Linked DNA regions of Homo sapiens: all the other regions are linked to region 1. The links are chromatin contacts, found by Hi-C in ENCODE. All regions are on one chromosome and are shown on one strand. The core of a region is the stretch at or near the end of the contact, and the rest is flanking DNA. Distances in the headings are between cores, read along the strand shown.

Region 1 (6,843 bases), core at 4,344-6,843:
AACAAAACACGAGTGCAGTCCCAATGACAGTTTTATCCATAGCAGTATCTCAATCTCAAAGTGTCAAGAAATTGTTCCCTCATCCCCCTTTAATTCCTATGGAAGTTTCCAAAGATTTCACTACTGCCAACTACTTATGCCACCTGATCTTTTTTTCCCCTTGGGCTAACTGTGACATATGCAGTTTCCAACTTCTTACTGTTTTTTCAACAATTATCTATACTCCTTTTCATTTTCAAGGTTTTTCTTGCTTTCTTTTCTTAAAAGCACTAGTTACTACAGAAGAGACATGAATAAACCTTAGGGAAGTTATAACAGTTCAATAAGGGTGAATTGTCCAGCACTCTCTCTTTTCTGAGTCATTTTTGTATTTTTGAGAGTGGTTGGGCTTCCTCACTGCTCTACACAAATTGCAAATATCCTGATGACTTTGATGGCATGGAGCAACAACACAAATGAACTGGGGCCATTTACGCTTCAGAGGGATTTAAATGTACAAATACATATGAGACACAACGAAGGGAATATAAAATAAAAATGGTCCCTGTATTCTCTTTGGCTACATTCTAATTGGCACGGGGACAGGAGGAGTGGAGGGATACTAACACACACACACACAGAGCTATGATTTGGTTAAGACCATGTGGATTTGTGTAATACAGTATAAAGTATGATGATACAAGGCCAGGGGTGGTGGCTCAAGTCTGTAATCCCAGCACCTTGGGAGGCTGAGGCGGGTGGATCACAGGGTCAGGAGTTCGAGACCAGCCTGGCCAACATGGTGAAACCCCGTCTCCACTAAAGATACAAAAAATTAGCTGGGCGTGGGGGCGCGTGCCTGTAATCATAGCTACTCGGGAGGCTGATGCAGGAGAGTCGCTTGAACCCGAGAGGCGGAGATTGCACCACTGCACTTCATCCCGGGTGACAATGCGAGACTTCGTCTCAAAAAAAAAGTATGATGATACAATATGCAAGGGAGAAATTACATCTAACTTTGCAAGTCTGGAAGTGGAATGTGAGTTAAGCTTTGCATTCTATTGAAACATCTTAGTTCAGGGAGAAAGAGATAAAGAAACAAAGGCCAAGAGTAAATTAATTTGCCTTAGTCAGTTATTAGAAGTTAAAACTAAAAAATACATTTCGTTAAAGTAGTGTACTTCCCACTAAATTATACGTCATGAGTATGAATTCAATAGGCAGAGTTTGAGAGAAAAAGGCTGTGTATGATGGCTGTCTTTGGGAATATTTGGTGGAATGGTGTGGCTGTGGCTGATCACCCAGTAGTTTTATTTGATGGTAAGTTAGGATGTTCCATCCTGTGGGGGTCACATTCACAAAAAAATGAGTAAGTTGATTCCTGCCTCAAAAGGTTTCAGTCTGGCTGGGCGCGGTGGCTCACGCCTGTAATCCCAGCACTTTGGGAGGCTGAGGCAGGCAGATCATGAGGTCAAGAGATCAAGACCATCCTGGCCAACATGGTGAAACCCCGTCTCTACTAAAAATACAAAAATTAGCTGTGCGTGGTGGCGTGCACCTGTAATCCCAGCTACTTGGGAGGCTGAGGCAGGAGACTGGCTTGATCCCGGGAGGCAGAGGTTGCAGTGAGCCGAGATGATGCCACCGCACTCCAGCCTGGCAACAGAGCAAGACTCCATATCAAAAAAAAAAAAAAAAAAAGGTTTCAGTCTAACATGTACTTACCAGCTAGAGTTGCACAGCTACCACAAATTTTTGAATCATATCTAAGGCAGAGTCCAAGCACATGTATTTTTTAATCTCTCCTCCTCCCAACAATTTTCATCTACACACCTCCAGTTGGGATCACTGATAATAGAGCTCTATGAAGGTAACTGAAGCTGATTTTAATAGTTTCCAAACAGATTTCATACTTCCAGGTTTTCAGACCTTTGCTTGTGGATTCTCTAATTCATTCATCAAACATTTCACTTATACATCAAGTATAGTACTACTCTGTATATGTGTCACTAGAGATAAAACAGTCAACAGGAAAGACAGGGTACTTCCCTTTGGGAGTGGGTAGGAGAATGCCAAAGAACAAGAAATTATTAAAGAAAACTATGGAACGTATCTCAGAGAATAAATATTGATCACCACTGGAGCACACAGAAAGACTCTTAATCCAAACTTGAGGGATAGCGAAGCTTTGTTGGAGGAAGTGATTTCTCTACTAAGAACAGAAAGAGAGTAAGTAGAAGACAGCCATTTTTGTTGTAGGGTAGGAGAAAGGGAGGAAAGGATGAGACGCTGGGAAGCGGCTTGTAGGTAATGAAAACACCATGCTCAAAGGTCTGGTGAGGGAGAATACAGTATGTGAAATAAGCTAAACAAGTGATGCCAATTCTCCACTTGTACCTTTCTGCTCTCCTAATAGAAGTAAATGTTGGGGAATAAGCCTGGATAGACAAACAAGTGCCTCCTTAAGGAACATTGAGGAAGACAGACTTCACCTTAAAAAACAATAAGCAGCCACTGAAGAGTTTTAATCATGACAGATTTAAATTTTAGGCAGATCACTTGATGCACTGTAGAGATTGGAAATGAAATAATGAGATGGGAGACTAGTTAAGGAAGCTGTTGTAATTCTAGGCAAAGATAGTAGCCTGAATATAAATACTAACTGTGGAAACAAAATTATTAAGTGGACTGGCTTAGAGATTTTTAAGGCTTTAACGACTAATTGAATTCAGACAGTGAAAGGAAAGAGGATTTAAAATGACTATTTTTTTTTTTTTTTTTGAGACAGAGTCCTGCTCTGTTACCCAGACTGGAGTGCAATGGTGCAATCTCGGCTCAGTGCAACCTCCGCCTCCTGGGTTCAAGTGATTCTCCTGCCTCAGCCTCCCGAGTAGGCATGCGCCACCACGCCCAGCTAATTTTTATATTTTTACTAGAGACGGGGTTTCACCGTGTTGGCCAGACTAGTCTTGAACTCCTGACCTCAGGTGATTTGCCCACCTCAGCCTCCCAAAGTGCACTGGAATGAGCCACCACAACTGGCCAAAAATGACTAATTTTTGGCTTGGGCAATTGGGAAGCTGACAAAGGCAAAGCCAACCATTTAGATTCTGAATACAGCCAGGGATAATTCAAACGGTGAACCAAGACGCTGTTATTTCTGAGGAGAGAGATGTTTATGGCCTGAGTGATTAACAATAAGTGGATGGATTTGAGATACTTAGGAATTAAAATCAGTAAGTTTCAGTAATTCCCTGGATATGATATATGTAAGGAAAGGAGTCAAACATGACATCCAAATTTCTAGTTTGGATTCTGTGCACAGTCACTGTGGTACGCTGTTTAATTAATTCCTATCATTATTACATATGGAATTAGTTAATTCCATAAATACCTCCTATCCTGGTATGCACACTTTGCAAAGTGACTCTGTCATTCCTCCCATGTAGAGATGAAATCTATTTCTCCATCCCTGAATGTGAACTAGTCTTGTGACTTGCTTTGAGAAATATGTGATGGAAGTAATATATGTGATTTCCAAGGCAAGGCTTTAGAAGGCATTGTAGCTTTTGCTCTTTTGGAGTGCTGCCCTGAGAGTGCCATGAAAAGAAGTTGGTCTAGCCGACTGGAGGATGAGAGGTCACACGGAACAGAACCAAGTCCTCGAGCTGACAGCACCAACTATAAACAGTGGTAATCCTGGAACCTTTCGGTTTAGCTGACCTACTAGGTCAACAAAAAGCATAAATGAGGCCAGGGGAAAACCAACATAGGTGGAGTAGTTCTACTCCACTGACCCAGAATTATGAGAAATCATTGCTGTTTTAAGCTACTAGGTTTTAGGGCGGTTACACAGCTATAGACAACTGACAGTCAAAGACAGAGGGAGATCAAAAAAAGACAACCTGAAATGTTATCTCGAATGACCTAAAGATGTGCAAAAACCCTTAAACAGTAGAAAGTTTAGGGAGAGGTGATCCAGTAATTCCTAGCACCAAATGCCTGAATAACAAGATAATTGGAATGTTAATTACAGAAGTTAAGAATCTACCTTTTGGTTAAAGTAGCCAAAGCAAACAGCCAGGATGCTTTCAAGCTCTTTGAGAAAGGTAAGTACAGGTGTTCATAGAGGACTCCGGTGTAGTCCCTTAACACCCTCAACCTTGGATAAGTAAATTAAACCAGGTCTCCTTATTAGAGACTACCCGAAGAATTAAGCTAGGATAAAAAAACGTAAAAGCTTTCAGCACTGTGCCTAAAATTTTACTATTCACACAGCAGAACATGGATATGAGAAGAAATAAGTTAAAAGTACACTTTTCCCATTCAAAGGTCACCCATCTATTCTGCCAATAGAGAAAAATGAAATAAAAAACGCTGCCTTAAAGAAGACAACGAACATCATTTAAAAAACTAACTTCAAAAATGAATTATACTTTGGTATAGATAACTCCTTTTACTCCAACAACATTGTTTAAAAGCACAAATCGCACTCAAGCGCAGCCAGCCGTATATGAATAGCAGAGGAGAACGGAAGTTAAGAGACTAACAGAAGTAGTGAAAATGAGAGAGCACGCGCGCGAGAGAGGTAAACACAAACTGTTCGCCTGGACCAACGACTTGAAGACTTGCCTCTAAGAGTTGGAAGTCTCGTCATGAGTCTCTTGCATTTCTGTCCATTTAAAAACAACCTCCACTTCTTGCCAAGCTTTATTATTCCCCCCTCCCACCTGGTGTGGTTTACAGATTGTTTTTAGCAAGAGCCGTATAAGAGAAGCTACGTACCCAAGACAATCTGAAATCAAGAGAAAACTGCTGCTAGAAACCCAAGGCGGGGAAGGAGAAGGATCAACCGAGAAATTAAGCCACGTTGCATTCTGGCCGCAGCAGTCATTAAGGAAGCGCAGTCCTCCCCACCCTTTTCAACCAGGACCGAATGTTGCGTCTTTCTCAGCTGCAATCACTCCTACTCTCCCTGTGGCAGCTGCGAAGGTGATCTACACTCACCGCTTGAAGCACAGTCGCCAACAACAACCGTAGCCCAAACGCCGGCACCAGACACCCACTCGGCCCAGCCGCCATCGCTACCATTTTCCGCAGGTTTCTGGCTGCCTAGAAGGACCCCTAAGCTAGGGGCGTCCACTCCAGAGCCTGATCCAAAACAGAACGCTAACGGCCGTTGCCCTTACATCTCTCATTTGGAAGTGACAGGTATTAAATAACGGCATATGAAAGCTTAAAAGTCATCAAATACAATCACTGGGTGCTTTCGATTACCCAAATCAGGCACTTGCCTAAACTCCCCACTTCTTTACTTCTGCGGTCTCCTTTCTTTTATTCACGACACTTCGTCAAGCAGCCAAGAAGCCACGCCTTCGCCAGTTTTAGCCCCGCCTTCTTCTCCAAGTTTACCCAATTGAATGTCGTCTTGATTGAGCTCTGTGGCAGAGGAAACCAACCGTAAACCGAACCAAGAGCGAAGCGCAGGGGCTCTTCCGTCCAATAAGCGGACCCGAACGGGGGGAGGGGCGGGGCTTCTGGTTGCCGAGCAGCGTACGCGGATGCGTGCGCGTGGTGGCGGAGGGGGATGGGCGGGGGCGGGGATGAGGGCGGCGCAGCCGCAGCGCCGGTGGAGGGGCGCGCGGCCGCGAGCAAAGGAGGGAGGGAAGGAAGGAAGAGAGGGAGGCGGGCAAGCAGGCGGGCGCGGGGGTCGGGGACTGAGGCAGTAGAGGGAGGCGAGAGCCCGGCAGCCGCTTCGCGCTGTTTGCTGCGCGGGCTTTTGGAGGGGGCGGCCGTTTAGTCGGCTGAGGAGAAGCGGACACCAGCGGCGTTGGTGATAGCGCCTGGGGGAGGGGGACTGGAGAGGCGAGAAGGGGGGTCGCTGCGGTGGTTCTCTCGCTGTCGCTCTCTCTTTGCCTCGCTCCCGGCTCGGCGGGCTCCTCCCGGCGTCTCTCTCGCCTCCGGGGTCCCGCTCCCCGCCCCCCGCGGTATGTCTTGATCCCGAGCAGCGGGTTTCATGGGGCTCCTCAGGATTATGATGCCGCCCAAGTTGCAGCTGCTGGCGGTGGTGGCCTTCGCGGTGGCGATGCTCTTCTTGGAAAACCAGATCCAGAAACTGGAGGAGTCCCGCTCGAAGCTAGGTGAGGAACTGAACTGCCCCGGGCTGAGTGCTGTGGAAGGGGCCGAGGAGGCGCTGCCGCCGGAGCAAGTGGGCGTTCATCTAACCTGGGGTCTGGCTCGGGGGCTGAAAGCGGTTTCAAAGAGAACCGGGAACAAGGGGCAGCGAGAGCACGAGCTCCAAGAATGGGTTGAATTAAGCTTGAGCGGCGTGCTGGGCTCGCGAGGTCACGGGGCAGAGGTTGCAAGGTTGGGCTTCCCTAGCCAAAGGGTAGCCCCGAAGTAGGCATTCCGCGGAGAGAGAGCGAGAGAGAAGACCGAACTCAGTGGGGAGCGTGTGTTGCTGGTCTCCGGAGACAGAAGCGCTTAGCATCGCGTGTTCTCTTGGAAGTCGTACAGGAAGCCCTGGCAATGTCAGATGAGGGGTATTCTAATTTGAGCTATGGGCATCTGGATACGAATTCTTTTGGGGGCTCATGAAGGGATAGGTGCGCAGAAATGGGAGGAGATGCTGGGATGACGGAGAGCAACATGTGAACACTGTAGCGAGTTGCACTCTTGTGCTCCGGGCAGCAAAGGACCTTGTAATTGCCAGCTGAGGGAGGCTGGCCGGGTAGTGCGGGAACGCGAGTGCAAAGCTTCATCGGAGTACGGAAATGAGGGTCCGGAGATTTAAATTCTTCTTTAGTGGCGCTAAACTGATGAATTGGGGCTTGAGAATAGGGATGCCTATGTATGTTGCTTCAC
Region 2 (6,585 bases), core at 134-2,633, 5.4 Mb after region 1:
CTTGATTTATCTATGAAAAAAGGAAATCTGTTTAAATTCTAGATAAATGTAACGTAAATAACACACGTATCAAAATTAGGATTACCCTAATAAATACTTTAATAAGTGACCTTGAAATCTACTGTACCAGTGAAATCTATGAAAAGGATCAGGATTAAAATGTAAAAGGTTATTTAGATAAGTATGTCACCTGGAGAAATAATCCAATCTGCCTCCCCCACTCATGCTCTTTACAGGTCAAAAAAAGCAAGGATTAAAGAAGATAAACAATTTGAGTGACCACAAATATAATTAAAAACAATCTGTGCCCTTCCCATATTTTGAAAGGTATTTAATTTTACAAAAATTAATACTTACACATCTCTTTATTATAGACTGAAGTTCCTCTACAGCCATTCTTATTTCTCCTAGTTTCGATGCTAAAATCTACAAATACAAAACACACTGTTAACTATCCGTGATATTACACTTAAGTATTCAAAAGTTATGTTTCAGTGTGATAAATTATTAGTAAATACAATAAAGAAAATGGAAAGTTTTTGTTGTTGTGTTTTTTGGTCCAATAGCATGCTAGGAGAAAATGTAAAGTTTTAAAGTTGAAATGTTATTACTGAATCTTAGTATGTTTGCCTAAGAAAATAAAGTGTTTTTTTAGAAGCCCTTATTGCATGTTTTAAGTTTTCTAGGAGCATAGTTTTGAAAGCTACTTTGAAGGAAAAAAAAACAAAAAAAACCTCTCGAGCACTCCCAAGAGGCGAGGCATATACGAACTAAAGGGCTTTTAAAAAGCAAAGCACTTCTTTTCTGAAAAAAAATTTCCAAAAGGTGGACCTGAAATCAAAATTCTAATCATCAGGGGATTTTTCATTTTTAATGTCTCACCTCACAAAAATTGGGGTGCAACACAAGCTTATCTATAGGGGGTGAAGATTCAGATGCCCTCCATTCCATTTCTCTCTAGGAGTTGCAGTCCCCAAAGTGATCAATCCAGCTAGTGAAATCACTGTATCACACGGAGACAAGACAACGGCGGCCTTCAGGAGGAGACCATCGCTTCTCCTGGCGGCAAGGCTCGGCCCCAAGCCCTCAGTAGGGGCGCGAGTCAGCCCGGTCCTCAGGGCAGCGCGCTGGAAGGCGAGTGAACACCCCAGCGCGCGTGCGGGCTGCATCAGAGGAAGCCATGTCTTCCGATTCCTGCTCGCCTAGGTGGGCAGGCTCCACCACCTCGCGTGGCCTAGTCGGCCCGCAGCACCAAGTCCGCCGCGGCTCACGGCCAACCGCGAGCCCTGGCCACCCTGAACCTCTCCACAACTCCACTTACCGGCCAGAACCCTCGCCTCTCCCAGCCGCCGCCACCTCCTCCGGCGTCTTAGCCCGCTCTTCTGGCCCCGCCCCGCGCTACGCGTAGGGAGGCGGGGCCTCGGGGCGAGACGCCGGAGCGTGTCCCCGTCCGGCAGACTACTCTCCCCCATGGCGGACTTCGCTGGGCCGTCTTCTGCCGGCCGCAAGGCCGGGGCTCCCCGCTGCTCTCGAAAAGCCGCAGGTAGGAGCAAGGATCTCTTCCCACTTTTGGACCCTGAAAGCTGGGCCCCGATCTCGAGTTATAGACCGCAGCGCGCGGGCGCTCCTGAAAGGCTGCTTCAGGGGAGGGGTTCTCCCAGGTAGAGTAGGCCGAAAGCTTCCCACCGCCGTCCGCACCTCCTGGGAAAGATTTCCTGGCCGCCCCTCACCCCTTTACGCCAGTGTTCCAAGATTTCCCTCACGCGGACTGTGGCCCCAGCCTCTGAGACAAAGGACAGTGGAGGCCCCGGGAACCCAGGCCTGGGGTCCCCGGGTTTCGGGGCAAGTGACTAGGGCAGCGTTGGCAGCTGGCCTTGAACCTAGGACCGGTCCTCCTTTCCAGATTGCTTGGGTGCCCAGTTCTTTAAGGTGCCGGACTCCCCTCTTCCCCCAGAGAGGACGTTTGGCAGACGGAGAGAGGTTTCCCCTAAAAGTACCCAGATCTCAGATTTTCAGGAGTGGTTAATTAAGCAACTATGATACAGAAGAAAATTCAATCCCCAAAGAGATACATTTTAACCAAGAAAAATTAGACAGTAATCAATTTGCAAAAACAAATTGCTCTCCCTTCCTATTTCATTTTGATTTACACACGATTGGACATAAAATATGTGGAAAAGAAGAAAAGGTGGTCTACAGTTTGTTATTTGTGTAGGAATCTATCTTGTACCTAATGTGTTTGTGTAGACCTGACCTACTGCCACCATGTGTAGCTTAACTGCGGGGATGCATTTTGAGAAATAAGTTGTTAGTCGATTTCATCCTTGTGTGACCATCATCGAGTGCACTTACACAAACCTAGATGGTACAGCCTACTTACACACTAGGCTATATGGTACAGCCTATTGCTCCCAGGCTACAAACCTGCACAGCATGTTACTGTACTAAGTACTGTAGGCAACTGTATATCTAAACATAGAAAAGGTACAGTAAAAATACAGTATTTTAATCTTATGAGACCGCTGTCTGTATGCTGTCCGTCGTTTACGGAAATGTCATTATGTAGCACATGACTGTATTTTTATTGTAGGTACTAAACAGACAAGTACTTTGAAACAAGAAGATGCTTCTAAAAGGTATGACAGCTACATGGACAACTACATTGGCATATCTACTTATCTTGTATTACTTGTACCAATTTTAAAACAATAATGGTTACCTTTTTTTTTTTAGAGAAAATTATCATGAGAGGGAAGGGAAAGATCTGGGAAGGCCTATAAATTCTCACATAGACTGTTACATTCCTCTACTCCAGGCTTTAAGAAAACCAAACTAAGCACTCAGACTGCTAGTGAAGGAATGAGTGTCTGTAGAAGGTGTTTGTTTTTCACCGCTTCAGGTACACTCTCCTTTTATTGCTTTATATGCCAGAGACTCACTCTCCAAGTTTCGCTGTCACTCCAAGAAACCTTTTCTGTTCTTTGTTACATCAAGTCCAGATTTTCATTAAAAAGCTGTCTTGTACTAGTTCTGGTTCTAAAAAGGCAAGATATTACCACATATCACACAGAGTTTCTAGAAGAGGAGTAGAATGTGAAGGGGATTAAAAGCATATGTAGCTATGATTTTTATTTTGTGAAGACTCACTAATCTTATATTGGCTTTGGTCTTAATTTACTCATTCTTTCAAAAATTATTTATTGAGTATAAGATATGTCGGACCTGTGTTAGGCTCTGAAGATATGGTGAACAGAATAGACACAGTTCTTGCCTAGTGGAACAGAGGAATAAATAATAATAAATTAATTAGTTAATTAACATAAACAAATACATAATTACAAATTGTGATAAGCACTATGAAGGAAAAGACTGTGATGTTACGAGAAGGAATAACGAAGTCTAATTTAGTTGGAGGTGGGTGGCAGGGAGGTTGGCTGTGAGTTTTCAGCGAAAGCCTTATGCTGAGACCTGCGTGCTAAGTAGACATTAACCATACAAAGAGTATATAAAGACTTATGTATGTGCAGTGCAAAAAGTAGCTTGTTTCCTTTTTGAAAAGTATTGGATCAAAAGTAACAGCATTAGAAAACAGAAATTTGGCCGGATGTGGTGGCTTATGCCGGTGATCCCAGCACTTTGGGAGGCTGAGGTGGGAGTGTTGCTTGAGGCCAGGAGCTCGAGACCAGTTTGAGCAACATAGTGAGACCTTGTCTCTACAATTAAAAAGAAATAAATATTTTTATTCAAAAAATTTTTTAAATATATTTAAATTTAAGTGGCAAAATAGTGAGTTAGGTTAGTATTGTATTTTAAAACATGGAATGTTGGACATGAAGCTTTTAAGTAGATTAAGTTTCTCTTTCAAATTTTAGGAAAGCTGAACTAGAAGCAGCTGTGAGAAAGAAGATTGAATTTGAGAGAAAAGCTCTACATATTGTTGAACAGCTTTTAGAGGAGAATATTACAGAAGAGTTCCTAATGGAGTGTGTATGTGTTAAGTTGACAAATTATTAGTTTTGTAGTATAACATCTTTAAATCTGTGCAGCATGAAACTTCTTTGCATTATTAGAATCTTTGAATTTGTTCTGAGTCATTAGATGCAGATAACAATCCATATAATTCATGCATTTAAAAATAAACAACTATCATGCATTCCTTGTATAATGACTTTAAAATGCACTAATGAAAAATAAGTACGTAACAAGGTGATGACACGTAATGTATATTTCAAAATTAATAAGAGTGGATTTCAAATGTTCTCACCACAAAGAAATGATAAATATGTGAGGTGATAGATATGTTAATTAGCCTGATTTGCTCAATGTATACATGTGTTAAAACATCACATACTACCCCACAAATATATACAATTATTATTGTCAATTAAAAAGCAAAAGAGGCCAGGCACAATGGCTCATGTAATCCCAGCACTTTGGGAGGCTAAGGCAGGCGGATCACTTGAGGTCAGGAGTTCGAGACCAGCCTGGCCAACATGGTGAAACCTCGTTTCTACTAAAAATACAAAATTAGCCAGGTGTGGCTCATGCCTGTAATCCCAGCTGCTCAGGAGGCTGAGGCATGAGAATCACTTGAACTCAGGAGGCAGACGTTGCAGTGAGCTGAGATCACACCACTGCACTCCAGTCTGGGCAACAAGAGTGAGACTCTGTCTCAAAATAAGTATATAAATAATAAATGGGAAAAAAGAAAAATGAGGATGGGGGAGAAAAAAAAAAAAAGAAAAAGCAAATATATTTTACCCTTAGTCATAGTTCTTTTAACCAGTCTGCTAATATCACTTGATTTTCTTCAATTTGTTCTAATGATTGCAATTCCAGTTTTCTATATTCTGTGTTGTGTTATTTTAAGTAACAGAAGAATATTATTTTTGTCAATGTAATTTCATCAATTTTCTTATTTCAAAAACCTGAAATACAGCTCATTTATGACTCAACATAAAACGGGAGAATTAAATTCCGCATTAAATTTTTTTTTTTTTTTTTTTTTTTTTTTTTGAGACGGAGCCTCACTCTGTCGCCCAGGCTGGAGTGCAGTGGCGGGATCTCTGCTCACTGCAAGCTCCGCCTCCCGTGTTCACGCCATTCTCCTGCCTCAGCCTCCCGAGTAGCTGGGACTGGGCGCCCACCATTACGCCCGGCTAATTTTTTTGTATTTTTAGTAGAGATGGGATTTCACTGTGTTAGCCAGGATGGTCTCGATTTCCTAACCTCGTGATCCGCCCGCGTCGGCCTCCCAAAGTGCTGGGATTACAGGCATGAGCCACTGCTCTCGGCCCGCATTAATTTTTTTTTGGCCAGGCACGATGGCTCATACCTGTAATCCCAGCACTTTGGGAAGCCAAGGCGGTAGGATCGCTTGAGCCCAGGAGTTTGAGACCAGTCTGGACAACACAGCGAGACCCTGTCTAAATAAAAATTTGAGAATAAAAAAATTTTGAAACAGCTTTACTACATTAAAATTTTGAATGGAAATTTCTCTTTATATTTTTGTAATCCTTAAGAGGGCAAATTAAAACTCAAAGCTTCTATTACAAAAACACTTCTTAGTGTAGTTGATAGATCTTTTTCTAAACAGGAATATGAACATGACAATTCATATTTTTATTGACACAGGTAACTGCATCAGAATCTGCATATTTGATGACACCAGAAAAGACAAAGGCAAATATGCTTCATTTGAAACATAAAACTTACATCACTCTCAATAAAAAGTATTTCTGTCTCTGTGAAAACAGAAAAACTTGTTAAAAGATCTCAAAGTTATGAACAAGAATCAAAATTATTTGATCATGAAGATGTCAAAGGAAAATATTTGATGTTAGCTTATAACCATCACCTCACCACTCTGTACAGATTTTTCAGAAGTAGGAAAATTTTGCACAAACTGTGTTCTGCAGTAACAATGACACTTTTGAAATACTTTGTTTTTAAAGATTATGCTTTAAAAAATAGGTAAAATTATATTTTATTATTTTGTGATTTAGTTAATTTTTTAAATAATACTTTTTCAAAAATAAAAGATACTGTTGTCATTTAGCTTGTGTATAGCTATAGCATCACTTCTTCCTCATGCCTCAGAATTATTTCATTTAACTATATAATCTACAAAGATGCAGAGACTACTGTGGCAGAAATTTTTTTAATAATAACTTTTTTTTTGAATGCTCACTATATGTTGAGCACTTCTCTAAGTGATTTTGCTTTATTTTCTCCTCTAATTCTAACCTCTAACTTATGAGGAAGGTACTATTGCTATCCCTGTGTTTTCAGATAAGATTGATGAGGCTTAGAGAGCTGATAAATGAACTTTTCTATTAAACTAGGAGGAAATAACCCTCTCATTTCATTTTAGGGGAGGTTCATTACACCTGCTCACTACAGTGATGTCGTGGATGAACGTTCTATTGTCAAACTCTGTGGTTATCCTTTATGTCAGAAGAAGCTGGGAATTGTAAGTAACTCATTTTTTTTAAAATATAGGCTTTTATTATTTTCATTTAGCAAAATACTTTGTTGTAAGAATAAGAAATAAAACCTAAGGTCATGAACTAAAGGCATGGATTG
Region 3 (7,299 bases), core at 285-2,784, 7.0 Mb after region 1:
GAGGTTTCTCCATCCGTAGATGGTTCAGTCCCCTTTGGTAGTGAGCCTGTAGTTCTGCTCTTCCTCTTTCTAGCTTTAGGAGTTCTAGGGATTAAACTTTGCTTCCCAGTGGTCTGTGATTCAGCAGTAGTTCGGGCATCAGATCCAGTACTACTTTCTGGATGCGCTTGAATCCCATTAGCAGCAAAACTCTGCAAACCAGAGAAAACACACTGTAATTTAGGTAGGGCTGGAACAAGGGCAAAGCAAATGAAATACTGACCCCAAAAGCTAAAACCCAGTAAACAAGATTACCTTTAAAACAAAAAACAAAAAAACCTGCCCAACTCATGATTTTTAAAAAATCAAAATTTGGCCGGGCGCGGTGGCTTACGGCTGTAATCCCAGCACTCTGGGAGGCCGAGGCAGGTGGATCACGAGGTCAGGAGTTCGAGACAGCTTGGCCAACATAGTGAAACCCCATCTCTACTCAAAGTAAAAAAATTAGCGGGGCGTGTTGGTGCGCACCTGTAATCCCAACTACTCAGGAGCCTGAGGCAGAAGAATTGTTGGAATCCGGGAGGCAGAAGTTGCAGTGAGCCGAGGCTGCGCCACTGCACTCTAGCCTGGGCGACAGAGCAAGACTCCGAATCAAAAACAAACAAACAAAAAAATCAAAATTTAAACACTGGAGCCAACCCTGCATTTACTTCACTAGCCTCATCCTTCCTAGATGTAACTTCAGAAGCAGAACGATTAAAATTTTTCTGTTTAAAGTCAAATATAATGGGTAGACCAACATTCTGACCCACCTATAGAAGAGGGGAGAAAGGGAATATTAACTCTGAACACCGATGTGTTTAGGAACACACTGATGGAATCAGTCGCCGCCCTTACCTTTACGTACAGGAAAAAATCGCCGCCGCTCCGTTCCCTGCATCGCTGAGTCAGAATGAGACAGCCGACTAACGCCACTAAGAGTCACCAGGCGACGACACCACAGCCCTCCTCACGCCTTAAGGAGGTGATGCTGGACAGCTGCCAGCCTCCCCACGTGAAAACGAAGCTTTTTTTCCAGCCCCCCTAAATGGGGCTTGTGCATGGTGGCCGAAATTAACCCTCCTTGGTACCGTGTTAACAGTAAGGTTTAAAAGTTCGAACTGTGCTTCTGCATTAAGGAGTTGAACGACCCAAATAAAGTTATCTAACCTCTCTTCCATACTAAAAATTGCCTTAAGAGACAGTGGTGAAGGCTAAACAGTTTCCGTGACAGGCTTAGCACGGGGCCTGGGAGACCCAAGCGCGCGGCAAGCTCGGGTCCTCTCTGTCGGCAGGTCCTCACCCTTAACCGGACCCTTGCGCCGCCCCGCCTGCCTGAGCGCGGCTCTGCGAAGCGGCGAGAAGTAGGGAAGACTGGATTTCCTACCTTTTGCCCGGAACTTTCAGCCGACGCGGCTTGGATGCTGGCCTTAGCCCGTGCAGATCTGGTAACCACCATCTTTCCGGCTCCCTCGCGACCACCACGACTTCCCTCTTCCCTGGCGCTCCGGAAATGCGTCAGAGAACTGCCTCGAGCGCGTTTTCCGCGCAGATCCGAGAATTCGCGAGAATCTCCGCCCAGCCAGTTCAGGCCAGGGCGGTCAGAGACAAAGGGCCTGGGTTTAAGTGTGCATTTCAGAGCTGTAGAAGGCAAGCCAGATTTTTGCTGGGAAAGACCTTCATCGGGGCGGCGAAGCCCGCAGTGACAGAGGGTCTTAGCGTACCCGTTCACATGAATTGTAAAAACGCACTTACATGCCATTCGTTCTTTCATTTGTTTAGTAGAATCGTTTGAACCCGGGAGGCGTTCTTTCATTTCTACGTTCTAAAGAGCTTAATGTAGCCATTGGTATGTCCAAGGGAGAAGTTTGAGATATTTGTGCTTTTTAAAGAAAGACAATATTTACTCGTGTATTGTGACGCTAACTATAAATAAAATTTAAGGACTTGGTTGGGGTAAAAGGGATATAAGGTGCTCGCAGGAACTGGGAGACGAAGTGGAAAGCTGTATAATCTAAACGTGAGATGGTGTTTAGGGATTGGGAATAGCAGAAAAGAAAAAAACGTTAAAGAAATTGTAAAGGAGAAGAATAAGGTTTTGTTGTTGTTGTTGTTGTTGTTATTGTCACAGTGAAAGGAAGAGTATGACCAGAATCAAGAGGTTTCTTTGGTTATCTTTTGAGATAAAAGGTAGAGAACTATGTTTGAGGGGATGGGAAGGGGTTGAAAAAATAAGTAAACGCAAATTATTGTTGGAGGTGAGAAAGGATGAATGAGTGCCTCACCAAACCTAGTCTCTACTTCATGACAGAAAACCAATTTTTTATTTAAAGTCACAGAACACTGTGTCGATGGACACACTGCTTCCCAGCTTAAAATAGCTTATTTTATAGTCTCTCTTGCAGCCAAATGTGGCTATGTGACTACGTTTTAGCCAATTAGGTATAAATTGTGTGCATGTCTTTAGGGACGGCATCTAAAAGAGAGGAGGCCGTCCCTGACTTTTTTTTTTGGAGACGGAGTCTTGCTCTGTCGCCCAGGGTGGAGTGCAATGGCGCAATCTTGGGTCACTGCAACCTCCGCCTCCCGGGTTCAAGCGATTCTCCTGCTTCAGCCTCCTGAGTAGCTGAGATTACAGGCGCCCGCCACCATTCCTGGCTAATTTTTTTTTTGTATTTTTAGTAGAGACGGGGTTTCACCATGTTGGGCAGGCTGGTCTTGAACTCCTGCCTTCAGGTGATTCACCCGCCTCGGCCTCTCAAAGTGCTGGGATTACAGTGCTGGGATTATAGGCCTAAACGACCTCGCCCAGCCCTCCTGATCTTTTAAAGTGCATTTTACTTCCTGGAAAGTTGGGTTCGCTGGTTTTCAGGCGGCAAGTTTGTGCCATAAGGATGAAGGCATGCTTTAGAGATGGCATAGCAGTGAGATGGAAAAATCAACTTGTGGAGCTGCCCTATGAGCCCTCAAGAGCCGCCTTCTAGATTTTTCACCTGATGGAAACACCTTGTTAAAAGCCACTGTTAATTAAGGATTTTTCTATTTGCAGCCGAGCCTAATGCTAACTGAACTGGATAATAAACAGAGATGTGGGTGTAGTCAGAAAAGAATGCACCTTCCTTTGAGCCAGGAGGAAAGAGTTGATATCTGAAACAGAGAGGAGAATGTGAATGCAAGTATGTTCAAGTGGAGTGAAGAAGAGAAGATTTTGGGTAGATAATAACCTCTGTAAGTAGGTGATACATCTCAGAAGAATGGAAATGGTTTATATCAACATTTGTGGCAAATGTGGTAAGAAGCAAAAATAAATTTTAGTAGGGCCAAGTAGCAGTGAGACTATGTAAGAAGATGAACAGAAGAGAAAGGTTAGATTTGAGGAGGAGACAAATCGTGTAGAAGGAAAGTGAACCAATTGGATGTAGGTTGTGGAGATCAAAGCATCAAAGAACAACAGCATCAATCATAATAGTATTGGCCACTTAATATCTGCTGGATACTAATCTACGTGCTTTACATGTATTCATTCATTTAATCTCCACATCTTTAATTTGAGCAAATGCATGAAAATAGAAATTAAGATGACAGAGGTAGGTGTAGAAAACTGGAGAGAATATTAGAAAATCATGCAATGTCTAATACTCACTTGCAAGCATGGCCCTTTCAAGTAAAGAAAAAAAAAAAGGAGAAAACCAACTCATATACAATCTAAGGTCAAGAAACAAACGTAAGATACTAAAATTGTCAGTACATAGTTATAATATGAGAAGATTGAGCTGGTCTATCAACAAATCTACCATAGGCCAAAAAAAAAAGAAGTGTTTTTACGTGGGCTTACCAGGTTTGCCATATTCTTTGCCTATCTTCTTTATCTGAAGTGGATTTAGGGCAAATACAGTATATTTAATTTTAGGTATATATAGTATATACAATACAGTTGACCCTTGAACAACACGGGTTTGAACTGGGAAGTTTCACTTATGCAGTGATTTTCTTCTGCCTCCACCACCCCTGGACAGAAAGACCAACCCCTCCTCTTCCTCCTCAGCTTACTTAACATGAAGACAAGGATGAAGACCTTTATGATGATCCACTTCCACTTCTCTTCCTTATGATTCTCTTAAAATTTTCTTTTCTCGTTTATTGTAAGAATGCAATATATAATATATACAACATATAAAATATGTATTAATCAACTAGTTATCTGCAAGGCTTCTGGTCAATAGTAGGCTATTAGTAGTTAAGTTTTGGGGTAGTCAAAAGTTATCTGTGGATTTTCAACTGTGCAGGGGGGTCAATGCCCCAACCCCCACATTTTTTAACGGTAACCAGTACTATTACTCAGGCCCAAAAGGAAATTTACCTTAAATAATCTATATTTTACTAATTAAATCCTTAAACTGAAAGGTCAAAGCTCCCTGGAATTTTAGGCATTAACCAAAAGATGAGAGTTTTAGTGCATGAGCCTTCTAAAAATGCATACTATTCATGGTCATTCTGCATTGTTACATGTAAAACATTACTATTAAAATTAAGTTTGACCTGTAAGATGTCCAGTGATCCCATTTTCTGGTCTTCAAACCTTTGAATGTGGGCTGGACTTAGTGAGTTCTAATGAAACGAGTATGACAAAAATGATGGATGTCACTTTCAGGATTAGGTTAACAAAAGGCTGGCTTCTATCTTGCTCTCTCTCAATCATTCACTCTGTAGGAACCTAGCTGTACGTTATAAGCTGTCCTTTGAAGAGAACACTGTGGCAAGGAACTGAGTGAAGGAGGCCTCTGGCCTACACCCAGTGAAGAATTAAGGAACTCAGTCTGACAACGTGTGAGGCACTGAGTCCTGCCAACAACTACACGAGTGAGCTTGGAAACAGACCCTCAGTCCAGCCTTCAGGTGAGACTGCAGTCTTGACTTATCCATTGCTGCATCTGGATGCCTCAAAGTCATCCAGATACAACAATAGATAACCAGTAGTTATAGATTAACTTCATCTCTCCTAAAATTTCAAGTAAAATAAATAATACAGGCCAGGTACAGAGGCTCATACCTGTAATCCCAGCACTTTGGGAGGTTGAGGAGGCAGGATCACTTGAGCCCAGGAGTTTGAGACCAGCCTGGGCAACATAACAAAACCCCATCTCTACAAAATATATAAAAATTAGCCAGGCATGGTGGCATGCGCCAGTAGTCCCAGCTACTTGGGAGGCTGAGGTGGGAGGATCACTTGAGCCTGGGAGGTTGAGGCTGCAGTGAGCCATGATCATGCCACTGCACTCCAGCCTGGGTGACAGAGCGAGACCACGTCTTAAAAAAAAAAAAAAGAAAAAAGAAATAATACAGTATGTACTCATGTCTAGCTTCTTTCACTCAGCATAGTGTTTCTGTAATTCATCCATGTTATTGTGTATACCAGTAGTTGATTCTTTTTTATTGCTGAGTATTTCATTGTATGACTATATAACAATGGATTTATCCATTCAGCTGTTGATAGACATTTGGGTTGTATCTGGTTTTCAATATTGTATTTGGGGGCTTTTAGAATTCTGTAATGTCAAATGATCATTTAAGATTGAGTGCAAACTAAGCTGGGTGTGGTGGCATGTGCCTGTAGTCTCAGCAACTTGGGAGGCTGGAGCAGGAGGATTGTTTAGTTCAGGAGTTCTAGGCAGTAGTATGCGATGATCACACCTGTGAATAACCACTGCACTCCAATCTGGGCAACATAATGAAAACTGATCTCTATAAAAAACAAAAACAAAAACAAAAAACAAAGGTTGAGTGCAAAATAAAGACATTTCAGACAAATGGGATCTAGAAAATTTACTGTCACTAAAGACCTTTGGTAAAGAATTACTAAGGAGGCTAGGTACTGTGTCTCATGCCTGTAATCCCAGCACTTTGGGAGGCTGTGGTGAGAGGATCACTTGAGTCCAAGAGTTCAAGACCAGCCTGGGCAACATAGCGAGATCCTGTCTCTACAAAAATAAAAGTTAGCCAGGTGTGGTGGTGCATGTCTGTAGTCCCAGCTACTTGAGAGGCTGAGGTGGGAGGATGGCTTAAGCCTGGGAGGTTGAGGCTGCAGTGAGCCATGATCATGCCACAGTACACCAGCCTAAGAAACAGAGTGAGATCCCTGTCTCAAAAAAAAAAAAAACAAAAAAAAAAAACTTGAATAGAATGCAAGAATCAACAGTGAGCAAAGAAAGAGGGAAAATAATCAAAATAAGTAATGTTCATTGTAAAACATGAACCTTAAAATAATGGACCAGCAGACACATCAAAATCTTGCATGACATTTTACACATTTAGTCATTGCTGAGGAAACATGTTAAAGCTTTTGTTGACTTCTCTGGTAGCGGAACTACATATGACCATATCCTGATATATTTAGAGGAAATTAGCAAGCTTTCATCTTTTTATGACTTTTCCAAACTTAACCTACGCTTATCTCAACAGAAGCCATTCCTTTCTATAAGAATAAGCTTTTGAAGATGTTTTCCTTGAACTTCTAAAGTTTACATATTAACTACTCCATCATTCAATAGGGGCATATTTACAAACCAGGCAAACAAGGGTTTCTGCCCAGAATGCCTACCACACCTTGTCATCTGACCCTAGTCTAAAGCTAATTTCTTCAGGGAAGTTTTTCTTATCCTTAACCTGCTACTCAGTCCCACTTCCTTCCACATGCCCCAGTCCTTTTCATTACTTCTATCAACAGATACAGCTTTTTTTTTTTTTTTGAAACGGAGTCTTGCTCTGTCACCAGGCTGGAGTGCAGTGGCATGATCTTGGCTCACTGCAACCTCCAACTCCCTGGTTCAAGCGATTCTCCTGCCTCAGCCTCCTGAGTAGCTGGGACTACAGGCACATGCCACCACGCCCAGCTAATTTTTGTATTTTTAGTAGAGACAGGGTTTCACCATGTTGGCCAGGATGGTCTCAATCTCCCGACCTCGTGGTCTGCCCACCTCGGCCTCCCAAAGTGCTGGGATTACAGGCATGAGCCACTGTGCCCGGCCTTTTTTCTTTTTTTGGGGGACAGAGTCTGGCTCTGTCACCCATGCTGGAGTGCAGTGGTGTGATCTCGGCTCACTGCAACCTCCACCTCCCAGGTTCAAGTGATTCTTATCCCTCAGCCTCCCAAGTAGCTGGGATTACAGGCATGTACCACCATGCCCGAATAATTTTTGTATTTTTAGTAGAGACTGGGTTTCACCATGTTGGCCAGGCTGGTCTCGAACTTCTGGCCTCAAGTGATCTGCCCGCCTCGGCCTC
Region 4 (7,244 bases), core at 2,663-5,162, 6.4 Mb after region 1:
CTTTCCACTGCTTACAAAAGGATCTCCAGACTTCTTAAAATGATGTGGAAAGACTTGAGACTTTGTAGTCAGAAAGCTTGGGTTGCATTTCCAATCTGCCACTTATTCACTCTGTGACCTTGAATAATCTCACTGGGCTTCAATTTTCCCATCCATCAATTGGGATTAATGACTAGTTATAAAGACCAAATACATGTGAAAGTGCTTTATATTTTTAAAGTCCTATAATGAATATAACCTTTTTTCCTTTTTTTTTTTAATTTAGAGATAGTTACCAAATTACAAATAGCTTCAGCTTTGGAGTTAAGTAACAACCTGGTTTGAAATTTCAGCTCCATTACTTATTATCTGTGAGACTTTGAACAAATTAGTAAAACTCTCTGAGACTGTTTTCCCCCCATGTCAAAACACCTATTTTGCATGGCTATATGGAAATTAAATGAAATAGCAAATATGAAAAACTTTTGGCCCAGTGTATAATTCATATCAGGCACTGATCTGTTTTCTTTTTGCCCTAACCTACTTTTCCTGCATCATATACCACTACACCTCTTTACAAACCTTATTAATAGAGCCACTCTAGACTACTTTATTTCCCCAAGCCATACAATGTACTTTTGTGTTTTTTCTTCAGCTACATGCTCTTTCCTTCCCTATCAAAATTGTACTCAATCTTCAAGGTGCAGTTAAAATATCCAGTCCTCCATAAAACCCTTTGTACTCCACAACTAGTGTGTTAATCACTTCTTCCCATGCATTCTTAGCCTGTATATTTTATCACAATATTTATTTGAATCTGGTTTATATTCTGCTTCTCCCACCAGATTATAGGGTCTTCAAGAACAAGGTGGGAGTTATATTCATCTTTATTTCTCCCACATCATAGTCAGGACACTAGACAGTTATTGAATGAATGTAGAAATCAGATGCTGTCTTCTCTTTCCACTTTCTATAGGACACCACTTCTACAAATGCCTGCCCAAACATGTGCAAAAGCAAGCACATCTTCTCTAAACAGCTCCCTTTCAACTCCACTGTTTTTGACAGTGACACTCCCCTAACCCTACTCTGAGGCTAAACTTTTTTTTTCCTTTTCTTGAGGCAGGGTCTCACTCTGTCACCTAGGCTGGAGTGTAGTAGTGTCATGGCTCACTGCAGCCTCAGCCTCCTGGGCTCAAGTGATCCTGCCACCTCAGCCTCCCAAGTAGGTAGGATCACAGGTGTGCACTACCACACCTAGACAACATGAAAAAAAAAAGTTTCATATATATGCATTCTCTCTGAAACTCTTAAAGCTTAATAAGGAGATGTTCTCTTTGTCCTTAAAAGCCTATTTATAATACAGATACATGTAGTGTACTATAAATAACTATTTAAATATGGGCTACAGATTAGCATATTTTATGACATATCACACTGGTATTTATATCCAATTAAATTTCTCTCAGCCACGTATGTAATAAACTAGTTACATGGTTCATTACTAGTTGAAGACTGACCAAGCCTGATAAAGATGATAAAAGACACTAACATTATATAACACTTCATACTATAAAAAGTACTTTCACACAACTCTCATTTGATTTTGAATCCTGTGTGTTACATAATATTTCTATATCTGAACTGAAGAAAATGAGGCTTGGAGAGTGACTTGTCTAAGTAAAAAAAAAAGCTGGGACTGGAACCTACAACTCTTACTACACATTCAATTCTGTTTATGCTACCACAGAAGCCTGTAGCAATAAACTATTACTGAAATAATGTGTGCTCTACTCGTCTATTTAGCATAAGTCTATAAACATAAATGTTACATGAAAAAGCAAAGTTATAGTTTTTTCAGGAGAGACAAGATAAGGGTCAGTGACACTGTGACAACTTGGGACATTTTTTGCCAGCCAGCTTTTTCAGACGGATAAACTTGTTAAGGTCAAGATAAATTTAGGCACCATAATAAATCTTTAAATCAACAGTAAACTGACAAAAAAAAACAAACCCACCACTTCATAAAGTATTTTTTTTTTTTTGAGATAGAGTCGTGCTCTGTCTCCCAGGCTGGAGTGTAGTGGTACGATCTTGGCTCACTACAAGTTTTGCCTCCAGAGTTCAAGCGATTCTCCTGTCTCAGCCTCCCAAGTAACTGGGATTACAGGTGCCCACCACCACACCCAGCTAATTTTTGTATTTTTAGAAGAGGTGAGGTTTCACCATGTTGGCCAGGCTGGTCTCGAACTCCTGAGCTTAAGTGATCCGCCCCCCTTGGCCTCTCAAAAGTGCTGGTATTACAAGCATGAGCCACCATGCCCAGCCTGAAGAAAATTTAATTAAAATACTGTTTTTAATCAAAGAAATTTTGTTTTGACTAAATTTAGTAGCACTGAAAAACAAGTGTCTACACTTCAGAAATTAAAGAACCAGTAAGTTGTCCTGCAGAAAATGCTAAATGAAAAAATAGCATAATAAACTGTAATGTCTTCTTGAGAGCAGCATATAGGGCTCAGACAGAACGTTTTAAGAAAACACTGTCAACAAGCCAGTTGCCATCATATGTATCAAGAGTAATGAATCTGATGAACCAAAGTGACAAAATGGATTTCAACAGTGTCTTGTTTAGTTTTTAGAAATTCCAACATCCCACTATTTATAGTATAGCCTCTTCTTCCACATGACAGTATGACAGACTCAGTTTTTTTACTTTTTTTTTTTTTTTATCTTTTTTGAGACAAAGAATCTTGTTCTGTCACCCAGGCTGGAAGTGCAGTGGCACAACCGCAACTCACTGCAGCCTTGACCCCCTGGCTCAATCGATCCTCCCACCTCGCCCTCCAGAGTAGCCGGGACTACGGGTGCCTGCCACCAAGCCTGGTGAAAAAAAAACCCGTGTTTCATATTGTCATATAGAAGAGGCTATACTATAAACAGTGGGATGTTGGAATATATATTTATATATATAAATATATATTATATATATATATATATATATTTTTTTTTTTTGTAGGGACGGGTCTCACTATGTTGCCCAGGCGGGTCTTGAACTCCTGGGCTCATGTGATCCCCCTGCCTCAGCCTCCCAAAGTGTTGGGTTTACAGGTATGATGAGCCACAACGCCTGGCTGACACACTTTTTTTTTTTTTAAATGCAATTTCTGTTTAGACCTTGACACCTGTTGATATTACTAGTCACTATGGAAAGAAGTAAAAACAGTTGCTTAAGATGCTCTAACACTTTTTTCCCCTGTAGAAGCCAACATGGAATACAACATGAAAACTGTCTAAATGGGAACCTTCTAATATAGCTCATTGTATGCCATGCATTTCCACTCCATTTCCACTATGTTGGAACTGACTTCTGCTTTCCTACTTAGCCATTAGGCGACTTAGTTGCCTCTAGGCAAGTAACTTCTCTGAAATGTTTCATTTTTCATGAAGTTTAAAAAAAAAAAGGTGAAGGACTTTAGAGAGCTTTGAACCGAATAAGGTCTATCAGACATCTTGAAAAGCTTTTTCTCCAGACGACGCAGAAACAGGCACACGGGGTTCTGCTTTCCCCACCTCCCACCCCCAAGCCCAGGTCCCATTCTTCTCACTTTCAATCCTCATTTGGGCTCCTAAAGGAATAGCAAAGAGAGTTATTTTATCAATACCAGCGCTCCTCTGTCCCCAAATCCAGCTAGGGAAGGTTTCGGAGGCCTCAGCTACTTGAGAGAGGGTAGAGACGATCCTTCCTCGCCTATCTACCCAGCCACCCACCCCTTCCCAGATGTAGCGTCCGGGCCCCAGACCAAGCGCGTGCTTGGAGCTCTCCGGTACAGTGAGGCGCGCGCTTGCCTGGCTAGGGTCCCTGTGAAGGAATGGGATCCCGAGGTGCTTGCCAGGACCGTAGCAGGCGGAAGCTGCTGGCAGCGCGAACGGGCGGCTCCCGCCGGCGTGGGTGGGGGAAGGGCGGCAGCCACACCCGGAAGTCGGTCCGGGAGGGAGGGGGAAATCTGAGGGAACGAGGCTTCCGGTGGCGCAAAGGGTGTCGGGAGCGGCTTCCTGCAAACCTTCCCTGGCATCTGGAGGGACCACCGTTGCCGCGTCTTCGGCTTCCACGATCTGCGTTCGGGCTACGCGGCCACGGCGGCAGCCACTGCGACTCCCACTGTGCCTGGCTCTGTCCATATTAGTTCCCAGGCGGCCGTCGCCGTTCCAGCAGCGGCAGCGGCAGCGGCAGCGGCGGACATGTTGTGAGGCGGCGGCGCGGGTGTCTGAAGGATGGTTTGGCCGAGGCGGCGGCAACGGCTGCTGGCGGCGGCGGCAGCGGCAGCGGGGCCTCGGGCTCTATAGAGCCGAGCCCGCTGGGTACCCGCCCGGTACCGCGGCGAGGCCAGTGCCCCTGGATCTTGCCTCTGCTCCGACGCCGTTGGGGACCAGTTAGGCGACAGCGCCCGCCCCTCTGAGGAGACACGAAGGTGGTTCCCCAGCCGCTCAAATTTCCGGACCACCGCGCTTTCCCCTCCTCAGCCTGGGCTGTGCTCTCTCTAGAATCCTCGGGCCCCCACTTTCTTCCCAAACTCATCCTAAATCTCTCACACACGCGAGTGTTCCCAGCCCTCAAGCCAGCTGCTCCTCCGTTCATTTTCTGCACCCTCTTCGCAAAGCACCCCCCGGGATCACTCTCCGAGGGCGACTTTTTGAGAAATCTCGGTGGAGTAGTGGACCAGAGCTGGGGAGTTTTTAAAAGCCGGGGCGCGAGAAACAGGAAGGTACTATGGCTTCCTCGTCTGGCAACGATGATGATCTCACTATCCCCAGAGCTGCTATCAATAAAATGATCAAAGAGACTCTTCCTAATGTCCGGGTGGCCAACGATGCTCGAGAGCTGGTGGTGAACTGCTGCACTGAATTCATTCACCTTATATCTTCTGAAGCCAATGAGATTTGTAACAAATCGGAAAAGAAGACCATCTCACCAGAGCATGTCATACAAGGTAAGTCGTGTGTGAGAGCTGGTTTGAATGAGGTTCTAGGGTAGCAGTCTGCTAATCGCGTGACCCTTTCGTGTCAAAGCCTCCATTCCTCTTCCCTGGTAAGTAACTTAATGAAAAAGCCAGACTGGCATGTAGGCAGCCGGTGCTTTAAAAACAATCCCTTTGTAGCATTTTTGCAGTACTTTTCATCCAGCGAATACATGTAAGGAGTGCAAACATTTAGGTCAGCGTCCCCAAAACGTAAAGAATAAGAGTGATCTCACTTTACAGCCAGGTAAGCCGAAGCAACAAGAATTACTTGCCTGAAGTTGAACTTAGATAATAATTAAGGAACGCAGAAATTCTCCTTTGGAAAGTTAAAATTCAGACGGAGGAACTTCAACGTGGGTGGAGACAGAGCACCCCCTTCCCCACCTGACCTTTCACCAATGTAGAGGAAAAGATTTATTTTCTGAACACATGAGTTAAAAAATTCTTAACATACAATGTGTTCAACGTTGTCAAGTTTATCGTTGTTAAATAAAAGGTGTATGTTTTCTGCTCTAAAAATGGTTTGATGGTACGTTCATGAATGAGTTACCAAATAACTCCTGTTCCATTCTGTAAGAATAGGGTGAACTTTAAATTTTCGTTTTTTTCTTTTCGTTTGCTTTTATGTCGTTTGCTTTGTTCTATTCTGTGGAGATAAGTTTTGAAATCTTTGATTGAAAGTTTATGCAAGTTTTTTTTTTAACGGAAAATTTCCCCGTCCTTTCCTGCTGTCATTCCTATTTGAATGTATACACTTAGGCTTTTATGGAACAGCACTTCTGAAAACTTCAACAGTTTCTTTTATCCTGGAAAGGATTTGGTCCCGTAATAGGGATTTGGGGGACTGTATTCTGGTGGTTTCAGAGAGGAGAAACATATTTACTATTCATAATGTTTCGGGAACGTACCTTTTGCGATATTTTTACATGTACTCTTGTGAAAGAGTTGTACTCAATTTGAGGTGAGAACTTGCCTTTTGTAATAATCTAATTAAAGTTATTGATTGCTTGTGAAATCAGGGAAAAATGATTAATTTTAATCATTTTGATAGGCAGGTGGTTGTCTATCACTTAATTTTTATAATTTAACTTTTTAAAATGTGACTTTCCTGTTGTACTGAAGTAGAGAACACATCTGCTTATATTGACCATATCCAATATTTTACTCTCAGTATTGACAAAAGGATTAAATGATTCATTTTTAATCCTTTATGACGTCTTGAAAGTAGTTTTAAAATATATCCTGCCATTTCAGTACACAAGCAGAAAAATCCCTAGGAAAAAGCATATTTGATTCTTAAAACTAGTACTAGTTTTTTTTTTTTCTACTTGTTTGGTGTGCTGAATACTCTAGCAAGTAAAATGAAAGCCAAGTTGTCTATTTTTTCCCTTGTGTATTTATTTTTACATTGTATGTGTGATTGCTGTCATAAGTCTTTCACAAGATTATCCAGCACAGATAGCTATAATTTCTTTTTACAACTCTTAAAAAGGAAAAAGAACCTTTATCAACATTGCCTTTCTAATGAAAATTGCAAAAGATTTCAGCAGGGTCTGCCTAAACATTTGTTTACACTACAGAAGTGGGGATCGTTCCAAAAACCTAATAACACATTACAGTCTGTCTTCTTGGGGAGAGTTGATTCTTTTCTAGGATATATTTAGATTTCTGATTGACATGATGGAATAGAAGTGCAGCTGTAGCAAGCAGTATGCTAAATAATTCAACTTTGGAATATGCTAAATTCAGTTTAATGTGTGAGTCAGAAAGCTATAGTGAAAAAGCATTTCCATTGTGTAATGAAGATGATTTGTTTTTAAAAATCATGTATTGACGTGTTACCTTAAATTTAAAAATTTACCTTTTTTTCTTGTATTATGCTATTCTTAAAAGTGGTTAAGAATCTACATTTTCGCCCAAGAATTCTCCCTAGTTGGGGTTGTAGACTTTATACATTTATAATCTCATATTGCTTAATTATTCCAAAGAAGTTTTGTTTTGAGAGATTACATTTTTAAAGAAATTCTTAAGGTTTATATGTTTTAGGTGTTTGAAGTGTGTGCCTATACACTAATCATAATAGGACATTTTTATACTTTTCTGTCAGCATTGATTAGGAATGTAGAATATATCCAAATGGAATAAGTAATGTACATTTTAAAGTGATATGATTCTCACATGTTGAAGTTTGGGTTTTTAGTGATAAGTTTAATGAATTAGACTTTGCTTCAGGACATTTCACTTGTT

The links. Hi-C counts contacts between places; a loop is a spot of excess contacts on that map. Pooled maps may share reads with other maps.
Region 2: a pooled map shows a loop between it and region 1 (4-fold over the local background). The contact joins the promoter of GLMN here to the promoter of HS2ST1 in region 1. A Hi-C loop is called at or near these places in 3 of 50 pooled maps.
Region 3: a pooled map shows a loop between it and region 1 (21-fold over the local background). The contact joins the promoter of DNTTIP2 here to the promoter of HS2ST1 in region 1. A Hi-C loop is called at or near these places in 6 of 50 pooled maps.
Region 4: a map of CD8-positive, alpha-beta T cell shows a loop between it and region 1 (8-fold over the local background). The contact joins the promoter of CCDC18-AS1 here to the promoter of HS2ST1 in region 1. A Hi-C loop is called at or near these places in 2 of 168 maps with a recorded cell type or tissue (CD4-positive, alpha-beta memory T cell and CD8-positive, alpha-beta T cell) and 7 of 50 pooled maps.

What each region holds. Positions count from the first base shown.
Region 1 is chr1:86,909,042-86,915,884 of GRCh38, forward strand. HS2ST1 (heparan sulfate 2-O-sulfotransferase 1) reads left to right here and starts at 5,594. Exons shown (of 7, transcript NM_012262.4): 1 at 5,594-6,119. The coding sequence starts at 5,996. SELENOF (selenoprotein F) reads right to left here and starts at 5,085. Exons shown (of 5, transcript NM_004261.5): 1 at 4,987-5,085. The coding sequence starts at 5,070. RefSeq lists enhancers at 4,382-4,996, 4,845-4,894, 4,997-5,611, 5,005-5,164, 5,215-5,334.
Region 2 is chr1:92,297,604-92,304,188 of GRCh38, forward strand. GLMN (glomulin, FKBP associated protein) reads right to left here and starts at 1,384. Exons shown (of 19, transcript NM_053274.3): 1 at 1,322-1,384; 2 at 358-426. The coding sequence starts at 396. It overlaps RPAP2 (RNA polymerase II associated protein 2), which reads left to right and starts at 1,456. Exons shown (of 13, transcript NM_024813.3): 1 at 1,456-1,543; 2 at 2,591-2,636; 3 at 3,873-3,987; 4 at 6,374-6,472. The coding sequence starts at 1,471. RefSeq lists enhancers at 482-1,378, 950-1,419, 1,640-1,869 and a silencer at 881-1,218.
Region 3 is chr1:93,877,672-93,884,970 of GRCh38, forward strand. It overlaps DNTTIP2 (deoxynucleotidyltransferase terminal interacting protein 2), which reads right to left and starts at 1,535. Exons shown (of 7, transcript NM_014597.5): 1 at 1,406-1,535; 2 at 1-191. The coding sequence starts at 1,477. RefSeq lists enhancers at 1,261-1,690, 1,542-2,357.
Region 4 is chr1:93,341,899-93,349,142 of GRCh38, forward strand. CCDC18-AS1 (CCDC18 antisense RNA 1) reads right to left here and starts at 3,913. Exons shown (of 9, transcript NR_034089.1): 1 at 3,826-3,913. It overlaps DR1 (down-regulator of transcription 1), which reads left to right and starts at 4,009. Exons shown (of 3, transcript NM_001938.3): 1 at 4,009-4,967. The coding sequence starts at 4,748. RefSeq lists enhancers at 3,604-4,139, 4,509-4,578, 4,639-4,848.